Regions from separate parts of the Homo sapiens genome. Here regions 2 and 3 are each linked to region 1. Evidence: chromatin loops called from intact Hi-C (ENCODE). Cell type or tissue: PC-9. All regions are shown on one strand. Each heading gives the region's core, and the rest is flanking DNA. Links, peaks and the distances in the headings are about the cores only. Region 1 has its middle 88 kb from the start of UBE2E2-DT. Region 2 has its middle 170 kb from the start of UBE2E2-DT. Region 3 has its middle 160 kb from the start of UBE2E2-DT.

Region 1 (5,359 bases), core at 1,591-4,090:
AGGACACAGATCCTGTGAAGACTGCCCACTCTGTGCCATTGTCTCCTCTGGAATCCAGTAACTCTTCTCTCCCTTCTCCCGTTTAGGCCTAGGGGTATTAGCACTCGGATACCCACTGCGATTTCCCTACATTCTGCCCACACCTGTGTAAATGGCATTTTTAATGAATACTCCTCCAAATTATTCACCTCAAGTGTGACATCTGCTCCCCACCAGGATCCTGACTGAAACACCCACAAAATTAATTATAGTGGTTACTTTGGGTGAGAGAGGAAAAAGAACAAGGGATGAGAAACAGAAAGCTTCAACTTGATCTTTAATGCTGGCTCTCTTTCATTTATGGAAGGACTAGAAACAAATATGACAAACTCTTAATAATGGCTGATTCTGGATGGCAAAAACAAAGATCTATCTGGTTTGTTCAGGCATATATATATATATATATATATATATATATATATATATTTACTCTCTCAAAATTAAAAGACTTTCTCAGCCACATTGATTACTGTTTAAGACTACCAGAATCATCTATCTATTAATAAATTAATAAATTCAAATCATAGAGTCTGCCTGACCAGCCCCAGTCTTGCCTGGTTGGCAGGTGAATCTCCTAACTAGTTGCTTTCTTATCACAACTTGTAACAGTCAAATTCCCACTGGCCTTTATGCTCATCACCACCCGAGGCATGAAGCCGCAAAAGCAACACAGCCCAACTGACTCGGTAGCCTGGCGGTCAGCACTTCTCCCAGATGCACTGTTCCATGGCTCCCCTTCTCCCCCGGACCTCCTTTAGTGGGCTCTCTGTGTTGTTTTCGGAATGAAGTAATAAACCGTCACTGCCAGTACTTATAAAATGTTCTGGCTTTATGGGACAGCATCTCCTGCTGCTTTGGGCACAAGTCCAGTTTAAGCAAAGAATCTGGAAGGAGAGCAAAAAGAGTTTTCTAACCATTGCACTAAGGATGGTAGAAAAGAAAAATTAGATTCATGGCAAAAAAAGAAAAAAAGCTCATCTTCAGGACAAATACCAAAAAATGGGACTACTAGCCTGGATCTGACTAAATGAAGTTATAAACATGAAATCCTTGGATTAATCATGAAAGTTTTACATGGGTTAGAAGACACTCCTCCAACACAAACAGCCACAAAAGGCTATGTCATCACTACACCCAAGATGATGAAATACCTGTTCATCACTTCATAGTCATCCTTTCCTTTATATAATCTACTCTGCTCATCTGAATTCTGACTTTTAGGGAAGTGCCTTTTGTGAGTTATGTATGCTCAGTGGTTTTACGTGTACTTCATTTTTTACCAGCTGTGACAAGATTCTTAATCTTCATACAAGAAAAGCCAAGCCCGTGCAAGAACAACCTGTCAGGGATACTTACAGCCTTGTAGTTAACTCTCTCCTGAGTGTGATTTAATCAGCAAGGTACTGCTGACAATGTGTAATAGAACATTGTAAAAGCTACAGGTTAATACCTCCGAGGGTGCCAAAGGAGATGCCATAAAGGATATGGCAGTGAAATGAAAAAATGATTATTATTTAGCATTTATTAATCCTAGGTGGTATGCTAAACTCTAAAGAACATAGCATAGACAGAAGCAGATTGCCTCTGAAGTTCTGTGCTTTCCTCAACAAAAATGGAAGAGACTCTTACAACATTATCTCTAAATGATAATATGAAGTAGAAACAGCTTGAATCCATGGACAATGGCAGAAAAATACCAAAATAAAAGCCAAAAGGATTTTTGATGTGTATGTCCTCCAACCACAATCTGCTTTCATACACAGCACAATCTTGTGTATCTACCAGGAGTCGACAAACTACAGCCTATGGGTTCACCACCTGTTTTTGTAAAGTTTCGTTGGAACACAGCCACATCCATTTGTCTACAAATTGTCTGTGGCTGCTTTTGTTCTACAACAAGAGTTGAGTACTTATGACAGAGACCATATGGCCAGCAAAGCCAAAAATATTACTACTTGGCCCTTTGCAGAAAAGGCTTACTGACCCCTGGTGTTGTTTGAATGGGAGAAAACATGATCTAGACTTATGATTGTCTTGATAGAGTTACTTATCAATGTATTAATTTACAAGTATTCATTCAAAATTAAAATTCAATCTAGCTTCATGAGGCATATATAAAACGCCTATGTTTTTGCATAGTAGAGGAATGCACATACCACAGTGAAAGTTAACACATCACTTTTCCAGAGCAAAAGCACTTCACCTTGATGGAACTGCAGGAGATTCCCACAGAACAAACTAGTTTCCTAGCTAGATCTTTATCTTTGAAAAGGCCAAAGATCTGGATAGTTGAATGGAAGGTAAGATTCTACTAGTTATCATTCTATATAGGATAATGGTCCATGGTTTAATTTCTAGAACCACTCTAAATTAGATTTTAAAACTATTTGGAGCATTAAGACATTTATTGGTTTTATGTTATAGTCCACAAACTCTTGAGAAAAAAAAAAAACCAGTTGCAATCCACTTCCTGATTCTGCGGTTACAGTACATTTCAGCCACATAGTCAACAGTGTGATAAAATCAAATGTCATTTGTTTATTCAGAGACTATAAATGGCTTTCTTGATATGAAAGTAAACATTGTTTGAAAACTTCTAGCCTGAAGGATTGCTTTTTAAGTCTTCTTTGAAGAAATCCTTTTAGCACTCTCCAACAAATGTGGACATCGGAAAACTCCTCATTCATCTGAACAGACCAAGAACAGTGTTTCAATCTTCCAGATGCATGGAAAGAACGTAAATAGCAGTTTTCCAGCACATAGGTGGTGATTCAAATAGATGCTATATTTCATTCCTCAGGAATTGAACTCTATGACTTAATCTTACCTGCTTAACATCCAAAGATCTATGTTAGGGTTTTGGTAGCTTACATATGCTCTCTGTGACAACTGAGTAATATTACAACATCACACAGTTTGAAGAGGGGAAAACATTCAAAACCTTTCAAGCCCAATTACTTCATGAAACTATTTTAAAAATCAGACTGAACCAAATTGCTGTATTTCCAAATATCTTTTTATTTTACAATAATTTTAAAGGATTTCTTTCAATTACTTATACCTTTTACCCCCTGTAACTCTGAACAAAAACACCTTTTCACAAAGAATGATGAGGAAAATATCCAGGCTTATTTAGAGAACTGATAATGGATATCCTTAAGCAGAATCAAAACTAGCCTTAAACAGGGGACTGGGCTTGAGTTCTAGCCCTGGCCTAGGGAACTAATCAGATGAATGTGAATGACCTTGATCAGTTCACTTTCTTCTTTGAGTTTTATTTTCCTCATCTCTAAAAGCAAGTAATTTAAATCAAATTCCCAGAGTACTTCCAGCCCTAATACAATGATGACTAAAGCTTGGCATCTATCATAGTTCTCAGTATAATTACTTCTAACCTTCTTCCAACCTCATTCCGATACATGACAAAATGCCAGGGAGGGGTGGAGAATCACAGTACACCAAACAGGAATTTTATTCTCCCCTTCTAATTTGGAAGGAGTCATCACAATATTGCTAAGCCACAGAGGGGCATTTTCTTTGCCCCTCTTTCAGCACTTCATATAAGATTAGGCATAAGTTCTGTCTTGGTTTCTCTGACTGTATTATTTAAAAGAGTAGAAAAAATGATTTATAAAAATAATTTAGGACTATCTAGAGTTTTATGGATCAACATACTGGCACGTTGCAAAAATAGCTTTAATTACCTAAAGCATGATGTCCAGAGAGCTTTATAACTTGTTCTTAAAAAAGGATGTGGAACTATTGGAACTCTCAGCTATTGCTGATGGAAATACGGTCCCATTTTGGAAAGCTGTTTGGCAGTTTCTTATAAAGTTAAACATACACCCATCTTATGACTCAGACAGAATATGGCTGTTAGAGTTTCACAAAAATATAATATGAAAGTAAATTACAGTACAGCCCTTCAAATAAAAGTTCACAAGGATTCTGAATTTCTTGAAGTAATATTAAGTATCCAAGTATGACAGTGTCACAAACTTACATATTAAGATCCTTCTAAAAAGAACCCAGTCGGCAATCTTTTAGAACATTATTTAGGAAGAATCAAGAATGTGAGAAAATGGATTGATGAACTAAATATTTTAAAGATCAGGTTGGGAAACTTAGGATAACTTAAAACATTCAATGCTTTCTGATATCTAGAAGGACTACCCAAGCAAAAAGAAAATAATTAAGTAGACTTATCTATTCTTTTATATGATGAAAAGCCCTCCAGGAGGTAAGGGGTCCCAGGGAGGAGCTGATAGTATAAGAAGTAATTAAAAGCAACGAAGCACAAACTGCATACTGGTTATTTTCTAGGATTTGTTTTTAACTTTACCTCTGAGCATTAAAGGAAACAAAGAAAATAGTAATATCCCTGGGCAAGAATAATTTCCTACTTTTCAGTAATCTTATGCAGAATAATAAACACAAGGAGGGGCAAGCTTTAATGAGAATGCAAAGATGTTTGACAATTTCTCAGACCCACCAACAACAGCAAAGCCGTGTGAAAAACACAGACAACATCCAAACATTTTAAGCCTCAGTTACCAAGTTTACATGAAATAAATTCCAGACTCCTCACCCAGCTTACAAAGCCCAGTGTGACCTGGCTTTTGTTCCCTTTTCTGCCTCACCTTTGTGCCTTCCTCCTCCTCACCTACTATGTTCGAATTTGTTCCTAGAACTTCCTCTGCTTGGTCCAGCCCCCAGGTTGCACCCACCCTGTCCTCTGCCTGCAGTGCCCTTTTCCTCATCTCGCTTGGCGTTTCTGTTTTTCAGCCTTCAGATTCCTGGAGTGTCCCCTTTCATCACCCAATCTAAAGAAGCCCCTTATCTACATAAATTTCATAATTTTTTTCCTTTTTTAAATTTGCTTATTTTCTCTCTACACCAGCTAGAATGTAAGCTCCATGAAAGCGAGTAACTGATCTCTTTTGTGCTTGGCACTATGAAAGAAAACATTATCGTGAGATTTGTAAAACTGGGAAGGAAGACTTTTTTCAAGATTACTGCAGTAGGGGTTTGCAATAAGGCAGAGAGATGGAACCCAACTCCAAATACAACAAGGACAAGTGGGGATTTGTAACCAAAGACCAGGGTAAAAGTTCAGTGGATGGGCAATTACTGAGAGGAGACATCAAGGGTAGGAGGATTCTTGCTAAGCTGACCTAACAGGATTTTTGTTGAAGGAAGGCCAGGATAGTCAGATACCAAAGGATGAGGGATGACTTAGGACTCTTTGGTATGGCTGGGCTGGGCAGGCCACGGAGAGGACAGTGCCAAGGTTGAGTCTGGTCAAGAAGAGGGCTGAAAG
Region 2 (5,359 bases), core at 1,381-3,880, 79 kb before region 1:
CTTGACTCTTTATACAATTTGCCAGTCTGTGTCTTTTAATTGGAGCATTTAGTCCATTTACATTTAAGGTTAATATTGTTATGTGTGAATTTGATCCTGTCATTATGATGTTAGCTGGTTATTTTGCTCGTTAGTTGATGCAGTTTCTTCCTAGCATTGATGGTCTTTACAATTTGGCATGTTTTTGCAGTGGCTGCTACTGGTTGTTTCTTTCCATATTTAGTGCTTCTTTCAGGAGCTCTTGTAAGGCAAGCCTGGTGGTGACAAAATCTCTCAGCATTTGCTTGTCTGTAAAGGATTTTATTTCTCCTTCACTTATGAAGCTTAGTTTGGCTGGATATGAAATTCTGGGTTGAAAATTCTTTTCTTTAAGAATGTTGAATATTGGCCCCCACTCTCTTCTGGCTTGGTTTCTGCAGACAGATTCACTTTTAGTCTGATGGGTTTCCTTTTGTGGGTAACCCAACCTTTCTCTCTGGCTGCCCTTAAAATTTTTTCCTTCATTTCAACCTTGGTGAATCTGACAATTATATGTCTTGGGGTTGCTCTTCTCGAGGAGTATCTTTGTGGTGTTCTCTGTATTTCCTGAATTCGAATGTTGGCCTGCCTTGCTAGGTTGGGGGAGTTCTCCTGGATAATATCCTGAAGAGTGTTTTCTAACTTGGTTCCATTCACCCCATCATTTTCAGATACATCAATCAAACGTAGATTTGGTCTTTTCCCATAGTCCCATATTTCTTGGAGGCTTTGTTCATTTCTTTTTACTCTTTTTTCTCTAACCTTGTTTTCTCGCTTCATTTCATTAATTTGATTTTCGATCACGATACCCTTTCTTCCACTTGATCAAATCGGCTATTGAAGCTTGTGCATGCCTCACAAAGTTCTCATGCCATGGTTTTCAGCTCCATCAGGTCACTGAAGGTCTTCTCTACACTGTTTATTCTAGTTAGCCATTCATCTAACCTTTTTTCAAGGTTTTTAGCTTCCTAGTGATGGGTTTGAACATGCTCCTTTAGCTTGGAGAAGTCTGTTATTACCCACCTTCTGAAGCCTACTTCTGTCAACCCGTCAAAATCATTCTCCATCCAGCTTTGTTCCATTGCTGGTGAGGAGCTGCGATCCTTTGCAGGAGAAGAGGCACTCTGGTTTTTAGAATTTTCAGCTTTTCTGCTCTGGTTTCTCTCCATCTTTGTGGTTTTATCTACCTTTGGTCTTTGATGTTGGTGACCTACAGATGGGGTTTTGGTGTAGATGTCCTTTTTGTTGATGTTGGTGCTATTCCTTTCTGTTTGTTAGTTTTCCTTCTAACAGTCAGGTCCCTCAGCTGCAGGTCTGTTGGAGTTTGCTGGAGGTCCACTCCAGACCCTGTTTGCCTGGATATCACCAGCAGAAGCTGCAGAACAGCCAATATTGCAGAAGGGCAAATATTGCTGCCTGATCCTTCCTCTGGAAGCTTCATCCCAGAAGGGCTCCTGCCTATATGAGTTGTCTGTCGGCCCCTACTGGGAGCTGTCTCCCAGTTAGGCTACACGGGGGTCAGGGACCCACTTGAGGAGGCAGTCTGTCCATTCTCATTCTCAGAGCTCAACCACTGCTCTGGGAGAACAACTGCTCTCTTCAAGCTGTCAGACAGGGACGTTTAAGTCTGCAGAAGCTGTCTGCTGCCTTTTGTTCAAATATGACCTGCCCACAGAGGTGGAGTCTATAGAGGCAGTAAGCTGTGCTGAGCTGTGGTGGGCTCCACCCAGTTCAAGCTTCCTGGCCTCTTTGTTTACCTATTCAAGCCTCAGCAATGGTGGACGCCCCTCCCCCATCCAGGCTGCCACCTCGAAGTTTGATCTCAGACTGCTGCAATAGCAGTGAGCAAGGCTCCATGGGCGTGGGACCTGCCAAGCCAGGCATAAGGGAGAATCTCCTTGTCTGCCAGTTGCTAAGACCTTGGGAAAAGTGCATTATTCAGGCAGGAGTGTCCCGTTTTTCCAGGTACAGCCTGTCCTGGCTTCCCTTGGCTAGGAAAGGGAAATCCCCCAACCCCTTGCACTTCCTGGGTGAGACGACACCCCACCCTGCTTCGGCTCATGCTCCATGGGCTGTACACACTGTCCAAACTGGTTGGACCCATCTTCTGCATCAATCACGCTGGGAGCTGCAGACTGGAGCTGTTCCTATTCGGCCATCTTGGAATGGATCCCTTCCCTCTACTATATTAATCATTAAATTTTCTTCTTCACATTTTAACACTTCCATGGAATTTTTTTTTAATTTTCATAGAGTACTCTTCCCCTTGTCTGACTTCTCTCAAGAATACTAAGGTGAAGTCTATATTTATAAGAATTATGCCCAGTATTTCTACCATACTATTTTTTTCTAAATACAGTATTTTTTTTATTTTGTGCTATATCAATGGATTAATTACGACTTAAGTCACTATCTCTAAGTCCCAGATGAGTTATTCATTAATTTCCTTAAATACCCAACGAAACTCTTTGACATCTCTCTGATCTAGACTCTCCCTTAATGACTCTGTTCTCCACTTCTTACTTACTTTCCGTTTTTCTTATGTCACTTCTATAATTAGAAAGAACACTGGGGCTACAAAATGTGGTCTTTAAACACCCAAAGGGCAAAAGCAAACATTCCATGAGAGTCAAAGAGAAACTGAAGCACCAAAAAAAGAACGATGACTTAGCCAAATTAACTCCCCCAGGAAATTATTTAAACTATTATGAAAGTGTTTTATAGTATGATAAGAGTAAAAAGCAAAAATGAAAAGACAGATATTCTGCTGCAAATTTTCTCTTGTAGTTAGGTAGATACATAAATATAGACAACTAGATGATAATTATCATATCAAGAAATGCTATTATACCCAAGCACATGGAGAAATTCCTGCCAATTTGGAATGTGAAACAAATTTAGTACAATAGAGCAATGTGCATATTGTCCTGCTGGAAAACTATTTGTTTAAACTAGGAAGTGGTAAATGACATCACATACACAAGGTTGATGGGTAAAATCACTTGCTGTGGAACCATGAAGATGGTAAATCCAGCACCACCCAAAAGGTGGATGCAAGGACTGCTCCTTGCACAGAAATCCTCCATCCACTAAGAAATGCCTTGCTTTTCATTTTTTCTCTCAAAGGAAACTTTCTCTTTTCTTTAATATCTCCATTTAGGCCAAAATATAAAATGTATCTACTTTCTTGCTTTTTTCAGCTATTCCTCGCTCATTAAGTTTCCTACTAAACATGTTATTGATTTTTAAAGTTCTAATAATTATATGAGTACTTTAGCTACTAAAATAGCCACCATTTTTTGAACTCCCACTATGTACCAGGCAATAGTAAGCATTTTCTATAAATAGCATTTTTTTATTCACAGAACAACTATATGAAGCAGAAATTATCCTGATTTTTACAGGAGAAGAAACTGAGCCTTAGGTGAAGGAACTTTGTCAAGGTCTCCCAGTTATTAAGGGGCAGAGGAAGACTTGAAACTCAGGTCTGATTTTCAACACATATATATTTTCCACATTATTCTGCCTTGTCTAGAAAAGTGATATTTTTGGCTGGGCGCAGTGGCTCACGCCTGTAATCCCAGCACTTTGGGAGGCTGAGGTGGGCAGATCACCTGAGGTCAGGAGTTTGAGGCCAGCCTGGCCAACATGGTGAAACCCTGTTTCTACTAAAAATACAAAAAAATTAGCCAGGCATGGTGGCACGCACCTGTAATCCCAGCTACTCTGGAGGCTGAGGCAGGAGAATTGCTTGAACCCAGGAAGCAGAGGTTGCAGTGAGCCAAGACTGCACCACGGCACTCCAGCTTGGGCAACAAGAGCGAAACTCCATCTTGAAGAGAAGAGAAGAGAAAAAAAAAGAAAAGAAAAGAGATATTTTGACAGCACACAAGCTAGGTACTCCTTCATTCAATGACATGAAAAAGCAGGCTTAATTCATTTTGTTGTCATTGAACCAATTCAAAACAATTACATACAATTTAAATTTGTAAGGAAAACATAAATTTATAAAATGAATGCTTTATGCCTTTGGAATGCATATGATATTGATAATGATCCATTGCTATCTGAGTTTTAAATTTTGCCATTTTTCTGCCTGAATCATTTGGAGATCAGGTAGAAGTTCAAGCCAAATTTTATTGAAAAATAGGCAAAAATTTCATCTATATTCACTAACCCCTAAAGAAGCTGAAATTTTCCCTTACCATTGATCCATTGCAGATTTTTTATCATGTTCCCTCGTACTAAATCAAAATAAATGAGGCCATGTCTAGCAGTTAAGCACTCACTGTCCAGATGTTTGCACTCAAGTGCACCCAGCTAAAAGTAGATAAGATTCATGTTCAAAATCCTTCTAGAAATACTTCCTCATTTAGTGCTAGTTTAATGTGAAAAGTGCTAAGCCATATCTTATATTGTAGAATTGCCTTCTTCTAACAATAGAGAAACATTTTATTAACCAGCCAAATTATTTTCCACCTACTGGAAAGTCTCTCGTAAAATTATTCCCCCTAGTGATAACAAGAGCTGGAGCCAATGCCAATCCTCTGAAATGATAGCCACAATAATCCACTACAAAAATGATTACATGAAGTTTGCTTTTAGGAAATAATGCAAAAGTAAAAATTACTCAAATTAAACAATTGATGATTTCCCATTACAACCATCCACAGAAATATTTATGATGAATATCTTCACTATATTTAGAGTGGTAAAATGCTCCTCTCTAATTATAATAACTAAACCATTCCATCACTGGAAGAATACTGTGGCTAATGTCAACATTATACAGTGAATCTTAGCATTACAAAACACCAGTGAGTTCTACAAACTTCTATTTGTAAAAATTGAACTATGTTAGGCACCATGAGGCATAGAAAGATAAACAAGAGATTCTACCTGCCATTCAGGTGTCTATTAGAAGGATTCTTAAAATCTGTGCACTAAAAATTTAACAAAAAATTGTTAAATATATACGAGAGGCACAAAGAAAATGCCATGAAAAACCGAAGTGTTTGTTTCAGGTGAGAAAAAATCAACAAAAACATAATGAAAGAGTTAGTGTATGTGCCTCCACTTTCAGTTTGGGTAGGCTGTCAAGAGGTGAAGAGGAGGATAGAACAATGTGGGCAGAATAGGTAAACAGGAGAGGAAGAGACAGGTTTGACTAAGGCCTCAAATTACAAAAGGGACAGACATACATAAGGAATCTGAATACAAATGTAGACATTATAAGATCACTCCGGAAACGGAAGAAGCTTGAGAGGTTCTCATTTTCCTTTGAGTCCTTTGAGCAAGAAGTATATGCTCTAACTTATCCTTAAAGAAGTCACTGCACAAA
Region 3 (4,868 bases), core at 1,196-3,695, 73 kb before region 1:
AGGAGGCTGAGGCAGGAGAATCACTTGAACCTGGGAGGTGGAGATTGCAGTAAGCCGAGATCACACTGCTGCACTCCAGCAAGGGGGACAGGGCAAGTTTCTGTCTCAAAAAAAAAAAAGTTACATGTTAAGTGTGCTTAAATTCTCTCAAGCTAATATTTAGTATTCATCTTATTGCAGTAAAAGTTGTTCACATTTTAGCAAGAGCTTTGGAAAATAGCGCTATTCAAACTGATGCATTTTTTTTAGCATTGGAGTTGCTCAGCTGAAAATGTATGTATTTGGAGTTTTTATTTTTATATATAAATAATTTGTATATTTGAATTTCTATCCTCTTCAGTTCCTGTGGTATGCCACAAATGTTTGGTAAGATTTAAAGTGTTAAATCTTTAAGATACTAGATGATCTTAGAAGTGGAAATCTATTATACATTTGTGAACTAACAATTAGTCTATGTAACTACAAATTAATATGAAATTGCCGGTTCAGTTACTGGGAGTATAAATGTTAGAAAAAATACTGAAATGCTTTGCAAAGTGGCTTATGAGTTTAAACCTGCTAGTGATTTTTCAAAAGGTGAATAGGAATAATTCTTTCTCTCACTTCATCTTGTTATAACAAGAATAAAAATTCCACAACAGTAATGACCATTTATTTTTAATCATAAAGAAGAATTGTACAAGATATGTGTAAAGAAATTTTGCTGAGACATTAAAAGACTTAAGTAAATGTACATTGACCATATTTCTGGATTGGAAGACTCAAAATTGAAAAAATATTAATTCTCTGCAAAATAATATGTGAATATTAATAGAATACCAAATAAAATTGTAAGAAAATTTGGGAGGAGAGACAACTCAAAAAAAATAATTCCCAGTTTGATTAGAAGAATAAAAAACATGAAAATTGAATACCCAGAAATTTTCTGAAAAAGAAGAATGATAACAGAAACTTATTCTGCCAGGTTTTTAAATACATTTTAAAGTAATAGGCTGAATGTGGTGGATCATGCCTGTAATCCCAGCACTTTGGGAGGCCAAGGTGGGTGGATCACTTGAGCCCAGGAGTTTGAGACCAGCCTGGGCAACATGGCGAGACCCCATCTCTGCAAAACATGCAAAAAAATTAGCCAGGTCTGGTGGCACACACCTGTGGTGCCAGCTACTTGGGAGGCTGAGATGGGAGGATTGCTTGAGGCTGGGAGGCTGATGCTGCAGTGAGCTGAGATGCCGCTACTGCACTCCAGCCTGGGTGACAGAGCAAGACCCTGTCTCAGTAAGTAAGTAAGTAAGTTACAAAAATGAAAAGGGCTTGACAAGGGAGCCAGAAAATAAAAGAAACACAACAGAATAAATAAGTGGTTAATGGTCATAGGGAGGGACTTTGAGTCAGTGGACAAATGGTAGGTATTCAGTAAATGTTGCCAGGAAACTGGAGAAAAATCTGTGGTCAAATAGAAAAAGAAAATTTTATCCCTAATTCATACTTTCTTTCAGAATAAAATTCAAATGAATTAAAAATATAAATATTAAAATGTAATTAGAAGCATACAGAAGGGAAATTACCCATAATCAAGGCATGGAAAACTGTCCAAAGATGATATAACCTGAAAAAGGCCAATAAATCTGACTGCAGAAAACTATTTAACACTGAACTGCAACAATGCCAAAAACAAGATTAAATTTTAAAAGGGGGCCAGAGAAATTATAATACATGAGGCAAAGTGTTACCATAAAAATGAGATGTTTTTCACAACTATTACTCAAGGTCCTGGCAAAAAACAGATGGCACACTCAAGCAGGGTGACTGGAGGAGTTTAATAAGAGTACATTTTACAAAAGTGTGGACAAGGCTAAGGGAAAATCAGCCAAAGGTGATGAAGCACCCCAGGGCTAGCAACAGCCCAGCAGAGATCCATTTCCCACCCTAGGTCAGAATGGAAAAGGATGGGAGAAGTTGCTGGAATCTAGAATGAGTAGAGACCACCAGATAGAAGCTATAGCCTTTGGTAGAAGGATACAGCCCACCCACCAACAACCTGGCAGAAAGGAGGCAAAGGAATAATTGCTTTGACCTCACTCTGCTTCCATGTGTGCTTGTCCCACCAATGGCTCCATTGGCTGACCCGTAAGGAAGCCAGAGGTCACAGAGCCCACAAATGCTCCAAAGGGCAGGGTGGGGAAGGGTGGGGAGTACATTTGGAGGTGGAAATGGAAAACTCGTCATTGGAAAATATTAAAAGAATGATTTATCAGTGCCAGAGAGGGTGTGGCGAACTGGGGATTCATGGGAGTACATGTTTGTGGTTGCAGAAATATTTCCACCCTTCGGGAGGTTAAGTTGACAACATGAAATGTCAATATCCTGCAACCTACAAATTCTACTTCAAAGGATCTATCATTCAAAAATAGTCAATGAACTAGTATGTGTGTGTATACATACCTGTGTATATGTATATGTCTGTATATATACACATGTATATTCATCACAGCATTGTTTATTACAATGAAACTTTTGTAATAACCTAAATGTCTATCAGTAGGAAGTTGGTTAAATATATTATTGTATTTATAAACTGGACGACTGTGCTGACATTAAAATTGATTATTTAGGCTTATGTATCTTAATAAGGAAAGATGATCATAATAAGTCATTAAATGACAAAATTAACACATAGGGGCAAAAAAGAAATCTAAAGGGATATGTACCTAGTGGAAGTGGCAAAACTGTGGGTTGTTTCGGTTTATTACTTGTATTCCTGGTTATGTGTGTGTTTTTCAATTTTTTCAAACAATAAACATGAATTACTGCTTAGTGGTTGATGGTGTGTTTTAGAAAAAAAGACGAAAATTTTTTAATGTGAAAGTAACTCTAACAGTAGATATTTTGGGCTTTTTTCAATTTGGTTTCTTTCTTGTTTCAAAAGAAAAATGTGTGCCCTTTATTAACCAAGAAAACTAGATAGAGCTCTGTACCAGGGTAAATGAGGGCCTCTGTAATAAAAAGCCTGGGTAATGGAGAGCTATAAATATTTATAAGAGAATTGTATTTGGTAAGGAAAGATGTTTCTAATGATTTTTTTAAAGTACATTATAGAGTTGCTTCAGCCACAAAAATGACAGGCTCACCACTCATCAAACTCATCTTTTTTTTTCAACTTCTAAAATACACTGTCAACCTCACAGCATGAAGCCCATTATAAATTGCAGTCCTAGTTTTACATTAATATCAAAATAAGACTAACAAAATTTAAGTGTCAAGCTCTATACTGCACATAGTATTATTTATGTTTTATAGAGAAACTGAGGTTTTTTAAAATCCCTCAATATCAATTAGATTAACTGGTTGTTCTTAGCTATTAGTAGAAGGCAATTTATTCACAGAGATAATCAGAAAATTAGTCTATGAAATAAAAGTATGTCCCATTCTGTGAGCTGCATTAAAAAACACAATGTCTGCCTTCAAGTTAAAAATGACAAGTGACCAAATACATTTCTCTCTTCTTCCTCCTAGGACCCTACTAATAATAGTGAAGATATATAAATATATATATACAGACTCAGGCATTGGGCAACCAAACACTCATATATATATATATATGAACTAAACTGATGGGTCAGAAGGGATCCCCCCGCACAGCACAGCTGCACTACCAAAACAGCCAGACTGCCTCTTTAAGCAGGCCCCTGATCCATTCCTCCTCACTGGATGGGACCTCCCAACCAAGGTCTCCAGCCACCCTTGCCCATGTTTTCTGGCCAGGGATTTGATTTCTCCCTGGGACAGAGTCCCAAGAGGGAGGGGTGGGCCACCATCTTTGCTGTTTTCACAACTTAGATGTTCCAGTCTGTGGCCTTGGAAGATCCCAAGCCAGCCAGGGGTGGAAGTGGTGCCCCAGCACACTTGCTCTACCAAAGAGTGGCTAGACTGCTTATTTAAGTGAGTCCCCAATCCCATTCCTCCTGACTGGGTAAGACCTCCAAATTGGGGTCTCCATCTGCCTCCTACAGGTGTGTTCAGGCCAGCAACATGTCTGTACCCCCGCTGGGACAGAGCCCCCAGAGGAAGGAGTAGGCTGCCATCTTTGCTGTTTCACAGCCATCACTGGTGATACCTCCAGGTACTGGAAAAACTGAGGTAACTAGAGCAGATCCCCAGCAAACCACAGCAGCCCCGTGGAAAAGCGGCCATACTTCTAAAAGGGAAAAAAAAAATCCTCATCCAACAACCTCAAGATTGAAGGTAGATAAGCCCACAAAGATGAGAAAGAATCAGCACAGGAACACTAAAAACTCAAAGAGCCAGAGTGCCCACTTTCCTCCAAATGACCACATCATCTCTCCAGCAAGGGTTTGGAACTGGGCTGAGGCTGAGATAGCTGAAATAACAGAAGTAGAATTCAGAATGTGGATGAAAATAAACTTCAGTGAGCTAAAGGAGCACATTGTAACCCAATGCAAGCCAAAAACCATGATAAAGCATTGCAGGGGCTGACAGATAAAATAGCCAGTATAAAGAAGAACATAACCAACCTGATAGAACTGAAAAACACACTACAAGAATTTCATAATGCAATTACAAGTATTAATGGCAGAATAAACTAAGTAGAGGAAAGAATCTCAGAACTTCAGGACTGTCTTTCTGAAATAAGACAGGCAGACAAGAACAAAGAAAAAAGAAGAAAAATGAAGGAACAAAACCTCTGAAAAATATGGGATTAAGTAAAAAGACCAAATCTACAACTGATTGGGGTAGCTAAAAGAGAAGGGAGAATGGAACCAATTTGGAAAACATATTTCAAGATGTCATCCATGAGAACTTCCCCAACCTGGCTAGACAGGCCAAAATTCAAATTCAGGAAATGCAAA

What was found. A loop is a pair of places that touch in the nucleus more often than their neighbours do. Peaks named below come from ENCODE experiments on the same cell type or tissue, not always from the same donor. Only the 100,000 strongest peaks of a DNase experiment are listed, where the experiment ranks them.
Region 2: a loop joins it to region 1, with 4 times the contacts of the local background. A loop is called at or near these places in 1 of 110 quality-filtered maps.
Region 3: it touches region 1 in a loop (8-fold over the local background); 1 of 110 quality-filtered maps calls a loop at or near these places.

What each region holds. Positions count from the first base shown.
Region 1 is chr3:23,112,800-23,118,158 of GRCh38, forward strand. No RefSeq gene overlaps it. Among named protein-coding and RNA genes, the nearest start is that of UBE2E2-DT, 88 kb to the right of the region's middle. In PC-9, for the core only: no CTCF peak of the experiment used is centred there; DNase peaks (open chromatin) are centred at 2,222 and 2,572; H3K4me3 peaks cover 629 bases; H3K27ac peaks cover 671 bases; H3K27me3 peaks cover 605 bases.
Region 2 is chr3:23,034,343-23,039,701 of GRCh38, forward strand. No RefSeq gene overlaps it. Among named protein-coding and RNA genes, the nearest start is that of UBE2E2-DT, 170 kb to the right of the region's middle. RefSeq lists an enhancer at 1,309-1,809. In PC-9, for the core only: no CTCF peak of the experiment used is centred there; no DNase peak of the experiment used is centred there; H3K4me3 peaks cover 719 bases.
Region 3 is chr3:23,040,283-23,045,150 of GRCh38, forward strand. No RefSeq gene overlaps it. Among named protein-coding and RNA genes, the nearest start is that of UBE2E2-DT, 160 kb to the right of the region's middle. In PC-9, for the core only: no CTCF peak of the experiment used is centred there; a DNase peak (open chromatin) is centred at 2,289.